Linked DNA regions of Mus musculus: region 2 is linked to region 1. The links are chromatin loops, found by intact Hi-C in ENCODE. Cell type or tissue: left cerebral cortex. All regions are shown on one strand. Each heading gives the region's core, and the rest is flanking DNA. Links, peaks and the distances in the headings are about the cores only. Region 1 overlaps Macf1 (microtubule-actin crosslinking factor 1). Region 2 overlaps Macf1 (microtubule-actin crosslinking factor 1).

Region 1 (5,382 bases), core at 168-5,167:
GACAGACTGGTCTACATAGTGATTCCTGGACCAGCCAGAGCTACACATTAAGACTTATAGAAGTCTCATAAAAGGAAGGAATGAAGGAAGGGAGGGAGGGAGGGAGGGAGAGGGAGGGAGGGAGGGAGGGAGAGGGAGGGAGGGAGAGGGAGGGAGGGAGGGAGGGAGAGGGAGGGAGGGAGAGGGAGGGAGGGAGGAAGGGAGGAAGGGAAGAGACAGACAGATAGATAGATAGACAGACAGACAGACAGACAGACAGTGTTCATATAGTCAGCCATTACAAGACAATGGTTTAGTCAGCCAAGAAATGCAAAAAGGGGGCTGGAGAGATGGCTCATCAGTTAAGAGCACTGACTGCTCTTCCGAAGGTCCTGAGTTTAAATCCCAGCAACCACATGGTGGCTCACAACCATCCATAATGAGATCTCCCTCTTCTGGAGTGTCTAAAGACAGCAACAGTGTACTCAGATATAATAAATAAATAAATAAATAAATAAATCCTCAAAAGAAAAAAAAGAAAATAAATGCAGAAAGGATACTGTAGAATTTTTCAGAACCTTCTGTGTCATTTGTTGACATTTACTTATTAGCATGTATTGTTGGCTAGGCACCCCTACTAAGGAGATAGAGTGGAACGAACAGGTTTACAACACTTAACTTTACTTTTATTTTTTAGGGGCTTTTGCCTTATTTATCTGTTCATTTATCTTCTTTAAGTTTCTGCCTTAGCCTCCTGAGTACTCCATGAGTCTCCATGCCTGATTTTATGACAAAGCTTCAAGAGTTTGACTTATCAACTGCATTATCATATAATAAGTGTTATTACAGAAGTAGCAATAGTTAATGAACTCTGGGAGCACAAGAGGAGACAAGGAGAGAGGGAAACACTGAGTTAAAGCAGCAGTTCACAGTATGAAAAAGGAGAGAAAATAATCAGAAAATAAAATACTGACACTACACATCCCACGCAAAGCCATATTGAATTGTTGCCAAATGAAAAATGCATCCAACAGTCAAGTGCTGAGAAGGTGTCAAGTGGGGATGATAATGCGTAATGATTGGGCAATGAATCTCTGAGAGGAAGCAGGAAGGAGCCTTGGCCATTTTTCCCCAGGGAGGGATGGAAGTCTAGTGAGCACAAGGCCTTCACAGGCTTCCCACAGGAAGTGACATGCTTTAGGGCTTTAGAGAAAATAGGTAAGAGGTTTTTGTGCATGATGTCCTTAGTTTTTTTTAATTATTTGGATTTGAAGGGAGTGGGGCAAGAAGGGTATTAATACCTATGTAATACATAGAAATTTCCAGAATAAACCACCATGGTGGTTGAAATAAAAAAAAATAAAAAAAGAAAAAGGAGAGAAAATAATCAGAAAATAAAAGAGAAATCAGTTATCTGAAATGTATAGACATCGAGACTACATTGTATAGTTACTAAGGGAACCTTATGTTGGATTATAGACAGAGCTCAAGCAACCAAAGAAAGGTTAAGAACAAAGGACCAGGCAACGCCAAGTCCCCAGGATATGACAGTCTGCCAGAGAAGTCGGGCACTAATCATTCCAGAGCAGGGGTGTCTGAGCTTTTAGTGCCTTGCTCTGCGAGACGACCGAGAGCTGCCTTATCTTGATTTTACCTCCACCCTACAGAGCAGCAGCAGAGCAAGACAAAGAGTCATCAGTGTCTAGCAAGCTCACATGCACCACGCTTCAAACTGACAGGCAGGCAGGCACTGCTTGTCAAATCAGTCATTAATCACCCTTAATTGTTTACGATTTCAGACTTAAAACAGAATATTTAAAAATTTTCAGAGGAATACAAGTGACATTTGTTGGACATCATGTGAACAACAACTACTAAGCTGCTTGGACCTGAGAACTTAACATGTGGAATTAGTAGAGTGTATTAGGTTTCTTTCATTTGTGGGGAACTTCATTTTAAGAGAATTTCAAATTCTCTTAGAGTCCATTTTGTGAAAGTAACCAAATTCCTCTCTTTCATCTGCTCTAGCTCCAGCCTGCTTCTTTGCGAGGGAAATGACAGTCACTAAGCTAGTTTTCAAGCCTGTGCTTCTCCCGACGAGCCAGAATTCTAGTTCCCCACCCCCACAGCTTCCTGACTCCATGTCTGGTCAGTTGCTCATGTGCAGCTGTCTAATTCTCAAGCATGAGTAATAATGATTCTCAGCCCTGAGATGAAAATGTAAGCTTCTCAAGAAATAGAGTTAACCAATCCTTTTTATGATTTTTTTCCCAAGACAGGGTTTCTCTGTGTAGCCTTGCCTGTCCTGGAACTCACTCTGTAGACCAGGCTGGACTTGAACTTAGAAATCCGCCTGCCTCTGCCTCCCAAGTGCTGGGATTAAAGGCATGCACTACCTCTGCCCGGCTTTATGAAGTATTTTAAATTTCTTACACATCATGACAGGCATCTAAGAATAGCCTGTGCTGGTTTTTTGGAAACTATGTTTCAAGTAGCCTAGGCTGGCTCAATCTTAATGCTCAGCTGAGGCACAAATTTCTCCTAAGTATTTCTCCTAATGTCTTTAGGTATGTACCACCATGCCCGACTTTGGGTTTGAAACAGGAGATGTTACTATGTTCAGTTCTGGGTAGGGCATATGGAACCACACCAAGAAAGGAATTCTGATGTGGACAGATAAACTGAATTTATTATGCCACCCCCTATCACATCTGGAGTTCAGTTTGTATAAACTTTCAAACCACTGTCTAGCCAGTTTGCTGGGGACCCTATTGTTTACCTACCTTCAAGTGTTCAATCTGCTTTTCTAATTCCTTAGCACTCACGAAAGTCTTTGCAGGAGGAACATTCCCTTCAGTTTCTTTCAGCCATTTCTGGAAGGTTCTAATCAGTTTCCGGAATTCATCCAACTGCTCCTGGCAAGTGGATGCATCTTTCTCTCTGTGAACAAAGATTTTTTATTATTTACTCATCAGAGGAGATTTGTAAAATGGACTTGAACTAAAAAGTAGGTTAATCCTGGGACTCTAGGCACTAAATTCCTAACAGGGCCCTTCCTTTCCATAGTAAGTCTGGCTTTATACACAATGTAGAAAAGCATCAAACTCAAGAATCATTGCCCTTCTTTGGACATTTTTAGGGAAAGAAGTCTTTAATCTTACTCTAGGCTAAAGCGAAAATGAGAAAACGAAAGGAAGCCTGCTATTTAGATACTATGAGACAATGGAAAGAATGTTGGCTTTGGATCTCCAACCCAGCTCTGTTATATTTTCGGTATTTGACTCTTCCAACACTCCGAGTTGAACTCGAGGGTCTGAGAGATGGGCCAACGGTTCACAGCACTTACTGCTTTAGCAGAAGACCTGGGTTTGGTTTCCAGGATTTATATGGTGGCTCACAATCATATGATTCTCATTTCAGGAGTCTTCCTCTGGCCTCTGGGGGCTCCTGTATGTACGTATGTACATACATATGTATGTGTTTCATATAAACTCATATAGCTACAAACACACACACACACACACACTCACCTGACTTGAGTGCTGAATTGAATGCTGAAAAAAGTTAGATGATTGGCCATGAGCTACACATGCTCATAAAGAAAATAAATCAAGGAATCATTATATCTTTCAAGGACTAATCCAGAGATCCTGGTTCTTCACGTAGTTTTCAACAGTGAGGAAGAGAGAAACAAAGCCCCCAAGGCCACTGTCCTCAGCCAAGCTACTCAATCCACTGCTAAGTTTTCATTTACTTTTGAGACAGGGTCTCTTCTAGCCTATGCTGGCTTCAAACTCACTTGTTCCATATGCAGCCATGTCTGGCTTTGAGTGTTTTAATGTACCTTCTGCTCCTACTCTGAGTGCTGGGATTGCAAGTGTGTGCCATAACACATGGTTCTAAGTATTGGTTTGACCAGCAGTTTTCCTCTAGCCATCAAGGTGGCTGCCTGTTAAATCAATATTACAATTGCTTCTAAACCAAGAAAAGAAGTCTTATCCATGGTCTTAAACCCATGTGTGGCTTCTAATGGAAAATAATGAGTTTTCAATAGTAAACTATAATCTGCAAGCATTTGTCATACATTATTGTATTTGTGCTAAAAGAATCCAGACATTTCTCTTAAATGTTATCCAAAAGATATTCATGTGTACATGTGTGTGCCTGTTTGTCTATCTGTGCACCATGTGACCTAGGAGGCCAAAGAGAGCACTGGATCCCCTGAAATTACAGTGTGGGTTCTAGCAACCAAACATAAGTCTTCTGAAAGTGCTCTTAACTGCTGAGTCATCTCTCTAGCCCACAAATATAACTCATAATCATACCTTGGAAGTCTCTAGATTTTGTCTTTATTTTAAATTCAGCTATAATCTTACTTATAATCCCAAATTTGTTCTGTTTGCTTCAGGTAACCTGGGCTTTTGGTCACTCAGGCCCGATACTGAGATGAATCAGTTAGTAATAGAAAGCAGTAGACATCACCACATTAGGTAACTACCTAAAGAAGCAGTCTTTGACCCATGGGTCGGTAGCAAAGTTCTGACATTGCTTTTTATGGTAAGGAAGTCTAGAAAGTGTCTCACTCTACAGAGAGCCAGGAACAGTTCTTTTTCAATGACCAATGCAGCTGAGCACTCACCTTTCTTGAACTGTCTTCTGCAGCTCTGTAAAATCCTTCTTAAGGTTCTGTATCTTGTCTTGATGCTGAGATAGGTCCAGGGCAAAGCCACAGGAGCCCAGTGTAGTAACCAGGTGCTCCAGAGTATCTAGGTTCTCCTTCTGGTCTTCCATTGCCAAAGTGAGCTCCTGTTTATTAAACATATCAAAAGCAACATACTAAATGATCTGACCCATCATTTTATTCTTTTAACCTTTCTGTGCACATGTGTGTACATGGTGTGGTAGTGATGGTGGTAGTGTATGTGCGTGGGTTCTTGTGTGTGGAGGTTATAGAACAACCTCTATTGTAGGTCCTTGCTTAGACTCTTTGTTGTTCCTTCCTGCACATGTCAGGCTATCCGGCCCATGAACTTGCAAGGATCCTCTTGTCTCTGCCTCCCATAGCCCCACAGGAGCACTGGGATTGCAGAAGCAAACCTGTGCTCAGCTTTATATATAAAACAAACAATAAAACTTCCATTCTATTGAACGTGTGCTGTGGTAGCAAGAGCAGCACAGTTTCCTAACCCTTACATCTGTGGCAGGATGGTGACATCCCAGCAGCTTATTTACCTTACCTAGTGTCCAAAATGCAGTTTCTAACAGTCCTTCCCTACCAAACAGGGATTTGTGGAGAAAAAGGCAAAAACAAACAAGAAACTGATTTCAGTATGGGAAGAAGGCATTCCTATATTGAGAGAGATTTGTCAAAAGGAACACAGCTTAAAGGGGGTCCTATTGACT
Region 2 (5,382 bases), core at 294-5,293, 64 kb before region 1:
TTGCTGCCCAAGTCTGGACTGAAGTCTGTAGAAGAGCTGAACTAACTAACTAACTAACTAACTAACTAACTAACATCGCAGACTCCCAGGATATAAGTCTCTCAGAGAGGCTACTGAATGCTTTTGTGCCATTTGAAGAAACTGTTACCATATGTGTATCAAGCTGTTCTCTAGCAGTCTCAGGAAGTCCTCCTGTAGGTTTAGATGCAGAAAGTTGGTTCTCCATTCTATTGAGTTCTAAGAGGAAATCTTCAATTTCACTGTGGAAACCCTGGGCCTTTTGAAAAAAAGACATATCAGCAGTATCAGTAAGCAATCAGCTGTAAAGGCAAACTTTTGGAATGATCTGAACACACTGGGAGGATTCTGAAGCTGGTCTCAGGCAGAGTAGTTAGTTTTATCTCTGGACAGGGACTATCTGCTTGCTTATGGCTAGAGTTTAGCAAGATCCTTCAGATCTCCCTATAACACAATAGATGCCTACTGCAATCTGGGGAGAAGCCTGACTTGCTATAGGAAACACCTGAATCTCAAAACAAGTTGGTCAGTGTGACTAACTGAATAGTAACCAACCTGAACTGCAAACAATCCTGAAATACCTGCCATCAAAAGCTGCTCTTTTCAAAAGGGGTTCAACCCCAGATGGCCTCCTTTCCCTCCCGTGACCGCCCCTCCCCCGTGCGTACCTGCTGCAGCGTGGACTGCAGCTGTTGCTCCCTCTCCTCTGTCTTCTGCAGCACCGATTCCCAGCACTGGTTCATGGTCTCCAGGCGGCTTCTCAGGCTGCTAGCGTCATCTCCAGCGCTAGACTCCAGGAGTTCACTGCCGGCTTTGTTGACTGTTGCCACCGTGGCTTGATGAGCCAAAACATCATTTTTTAGAACCTAAAGAAATGTTGAATGACATAATTTATCTCTTTTGATGTCATTGAACCTAGCTCCTTAAGGTCCATATGATATTAAGCTTCTGGTGGCAGTAACTGGTCTCAAACTGGCAAAGTTAGGTAGGAATGAAAACACTTACATGGTGCTTTGCAAGCTCAACTTCAATGACTTTTGGGTCTCCACTTATCGGTCTTTGAGCATCCAGCAGCTCTTCAGTGTGTGTTAGCCAGCTCATTAGTTCCTCTAAGGCATGTTGGAACTGGCCCAGGGCCAAGAGAGCACCTTCTAGCTTATGCTGCTCAGGACAAGACAAAGACCATTTGTTAGGAAATCAGAGCGGGCAGAGGGTAGCTCACCAACCCATGTTACCTACTCTAGCCTTACCTGTCTATGGGCAATCTTCTCACCCAGATTCTCCCAGAGGTGCTTGAGTTCTGTCAGTGGTTCTCGTATAATATCTCTGTCAGTTTCATCGGTAGCTTTTTTTAACATCAATTCACCCTGGTGATTGAGTTTTTCCATCTCAATTTGCTGTTGGTAAACTTCTACTTTGAACTCCTATAAAAGATTTATTTAATGCTAACATTAATTGACGTCTTCATTATTAAAAATAAGGAACTCTCTTTTCAAAGCCTTTCCTGGGTACAGACCTTCATCTCATTTAACTGATCTTTGACAGTGTTGAGGTCTGTGCCCACTGGGGGCATGGTGCAGAGCTTGATCACAGTGTTATCTAGCCAGTCAAACATAGCCTGAAATAAAAACACAAATACATAAAAAGAAAACCATGACGTTAGAAGAGAAGGAACATCTCCTTATCAGTGTTGGGCTTCATGATTGTGTGGGTTTTGGTCCACAAGCAAGCAGTGACTTACACAATTAGGCCAGCTTCACTGAGCAGCTGAATGGGTACAACTATGACAAGCAGGCAATGACAATAAAAATGGCAGTAGTAAGTGAAACTTGGATGTATTTTATATCAACACTTTCTCAATAGAAGTGGGAAATGTAGGCCAGAAATGTGAAAGCAAGACTGTCTTAGGTTTCCCAACACTGCAGTAAAGAGGGTGAACCACTACTATTAGAAGATGACAAGAGAGAGCAGCACTTGTACTTCTTTTGTGAGCATCTCCCAGCCTCTCACCTGGAGAGTGTCCTGATACTGCACAGCAGCCTGCATGGCATCCTCGAGTTTTTCCAGCCTTTCTTTCCACGTTTTATTTAAGTTCTCCCAAGCATTATTCATCTATGGGAAAAACATTTGAATCAAATTCTGCTAGTAATACCTCCCTGGGCTGCTGTGCTACTTCTCATCTGAGCCCCGCCCACGCCCCACACCTCATCAATGCTCTTCTTCACTTCAGGCTTCTCGGTTTCTCCACAGGCAAAAATCAAATCTGCTCCAAGGATTCTAATGAACTCCAACTCCTCATGCAGACCATCTGTCTCCTCCTTAATAGTCTACATGGAAAGGAGCAGACAATGAGTCAAAACAGAGCGCAAAGCAGAGCTTCTCAAGCTTTGCAAGTGCAGCACAGAACGCCCCACCCACAATCAAGAGCAAGCACTAAGCAAAACCTCCAGAATCACAAAACGATTTTTACTTTTTAAGATACTGCTTATCCAGAGAGTGCAGCCTCATACTCACAAGCAGTCAACAGACACACAAAGTAAAATGTATTGGCGCTGGGCATGGCAGTGCACACCCAGCACTTGGGAGGCAGAGACAAGTGGATCTCTGTGAGTTCAAGGCCAGCCAGGTCTACAGAGTAAGCTCCAGACAACCAGGGCTACACTGAGAAACCTAGTCTCCCAGAAAAAAAAAAAGGATTATATACATAAGATATGAGCATGTAGTGATGTCAAAGATGGCAAGAAGAAGATAAATTTGGATGTATAATGAGTTTTGATAATTTCTCAGCCCCTACTGGCTCCATGAAGAAATATAAGAAACAACACAATACAAGTCACAAATGTCAGTGTCATAGCTGGGCTACATAATCTTATACGTAAACCGGGGTCACACACCAACAGAGAGGAATAAAGGAGGACAGAGTTTCTAAAAGAAGATGGTGAGACCAGGTATTGCTTATGCCAAATGGAAATCATGTGAAGTCTGTCTAGTGATAATTAGACTGCCCAGAAAGTCTAGAAAAAGATGTGTTTAAGTAACTTGCTATCCCTGGATGATAAATTCAGAATTTTAAATTTTCTACTCTCTATCTCCTTTTTGAAAGCAGAAAAAGGTCTCACATTAAAAACAAAACAAAGAGCCGGGTGTGGTGGCACATGCCTTTAATCCCAGGAGCAGAGGCAGGCGGATTTCTGAATTCGAGGCCAGCCTGGTCTACAAAGTGAGTTCCAGGACAGCCAGGGTTATACAGAGAAACCCTGTCTCAAAAAACAAAAAGACCTAAAAAAACAAAACAAAACAAAACAAAGTTTTCAAAACATTGAGTTTGGCTTGGCAGCGAACACAATGTAACTCAAGGGTTCGGGGCTTAGCACGCAAGAAACCTCAGGTTCAATCCTCGACACTGCAAGAAAACCATGGAAACAAAACAAAACATGATCATCACCACTACGCCACCACACATACAATCACATGCATACCCTCACAACGTGGATACAGTATTTTGTTAAAGGACATACATATGAGATGATGTTTTGTGTTTTTGTTACCTCAGCAGCTTCAACCTGTTGCTTGATGATGGATGGGTCAATACCAGGGCTTTCTAAGTCATGAACAATATCCTGGGTGTCTTTGATGGTGGTCAGGAGAGCTGCCATGTCATACCAGAACTTCTCCGCTAATTCAAGGACATCAAGGAATTTAATTTCTCGCTCTTCAGACCGTGCTTTGATGTCCTCCCAGAAGAACACCATTTGATCCAGCTTGTCCTGGATTTCTGAAGGAGCAAAGAAGAGATGTGAACAGAAGCTCTCTAAGTTCAAAATCTAATTTCTCCCTGAAATCCCATGTAACCCTGACATTATTTATAGTTCAGTGTGGCTTTACTACTATCACCTCTCCTCTGCACTTCAGCAGGGATCTCTACTCTAGGTTTTTTTCTACTTATGTTGCTCTCCCTCATAAAGGATCCACAGAAGCAATCTGAAAACACCACACAAAATATCCAGTAAGATCAAAACAAAAGGGCTGAGATGGAAAGGCTTCCTTCCAGTGTTCTCACTGCACTTTCTGTAAATTTCCCATGGAAAGTGTTACAAAAGGTGGTTATGTTCTGCCCACTATTGATACTGTGATACTCACATTAGGGGTTAAAAAGGAACATTTGTTTCCTGGCATGGGAATCGAGCTTCCAATTGTAACCTTATTTCAATAGGGAAATGTGTTCTGAATTCTAAATGAATTCCACAGACTTTTGGAATACTCATTACTTGAGAAGTGACTCTGGGTAGCTACAGCCTCTAGTTCATTCTATTATCTTTCTTAAAAAGAAAATAATAATAATTAGATCCACCGAGTACCTTTTGCAGCCAGATCCTTGTCTGCTCCCTGCGATCTTCCAATGAGTTCCTCTCCCCGCCGCTTCAGGGCTTCAAAGGACGGCTGCAGTTTCTCCAGCTCCACGGTGGCACTTTTATTGTCACTGATGCACTCTCTGATCTTGTCGACTTCAGCAGGAATCAGGGGAGGCATTCGCAGGCGAGAGGACAGGTTCTCCAGGGTCTCCAACATGGGTTCAATTTTATCATGAAACTAAACAAGGTTGACTCGTTAGTCATCATAGAATACTTCATCATATTGAAGGGCATGTGAGGGCATAAGGTGACCTACTGTTTAGGATAGCCTGTGTTCAGCCTAGCACAATGGCTGTTCAGTATTAGTTTTCTCTAAAAAAAACTGTTTTAGATTTAGATAATAGAGCTAGCCCATCAGAAGGGGGAAAGGGCAGTATTTATTTTGTAAGTCAAAAAATACTAAGTAATATACCAAAAATCAAACAAAAATGGTTAGTATTGTCACAATACTTCTCCAACTCCAACTAATCTGACAAGAAAGTGACAGGACTATGAAACTGGTAGGAGTCAGCACTCAGCAGCTGAGATGACAGTTGCATGCGACAGACTTGACAAAGTTAGATGCCCTTGGCTTCTGTGTACATGAATGGGAACTTTGTGGTGTGCTGTCTAACAACCCACAGTGTGAGACAAAGAAAAGGGCCATGCTGAAAGGTAAGAAGGAAGGCCAATCAAACCTTCACACCTTCCTGGTACTAAAATGAATAAACCTATAAAATTTTAATTTATAATTTGATATAGAATTGGAAAGTGAGAACAGCACAGAGGAGTTTTTGAAAAAAAAAAAAAGAAAAAGAAAAACATCTAAACCAATTCTGGATTTAATATTGAGCAAGTCTCAATAATGTTAAGTGCCCTACAAGAAAAACAAATTTCTTTAACAAAACCATTTCCATCTCTCTTTAACGTCTATATTCCACCCCAAACAAGATGGACACAATGAACTTCCACA

What was found. A loop is a pair of places that touch in the nucleus more often than their neighbours do. Peaks named below come from ENCODE experiments on the same cell type or tissue, not always from the same donor. Only the 100,000 strongest peaks of a DNase experiment are listed, where the experiment ranks them.
Region 2: a loop joins it to region 1, with 2.6 times the contacts of the local background. A loop is called at or near these places in 10 of 42 quality-filtered maps.

The regions. Positions count from the first base shown.
Region 1 is chr4:123,445,340-123,450,721 of GRCm38, forward strand. It overlaps Macf1 (microtubule-actin crosslinking factor 1), which reads right to left. Exons shown (of 98, transcript NM_001199136.1): 49 at 4,619-4,785; 50 at 2,763-2,919. Among named protein-coding and RNA genes, the nearest start is that of D830031N03Rik, 36 kb to the left of the region's middle. In left cerebral cortex, for the core only: no CTCF peak of the experiment used is centred there; no DNase peak of the experiment used is centred there.
Region 2 is chr4:123,381,079-123,386,460 of GRCm38, forward strand. It overlaps Macf1 (microtubule-actin crosslinking factor 1), which reads right to left. Exons shown (of 98, transcript NM_001199136.1): 69 at 4,377-4,608; 70 at 3,567-3,793; 71 at 2,223-2,345; 72 at 2,029-2,130; 73 at 1,535-1,636; 74 at 1,269-1,442; 75 at 1,024-1,179; 76 at 687-884; 77 at 149-277. Among named protein-coding and RNA genes, the nearest start is that of D830031N03Rik, 28 kb to the right of the region's middle. In left cerebral cortex, for the core only: no CTCF peak of the experiment used is centred there; a DNase peak (open chromatin) is centred at 2,297; H3K27ac peaks cover 470 bases.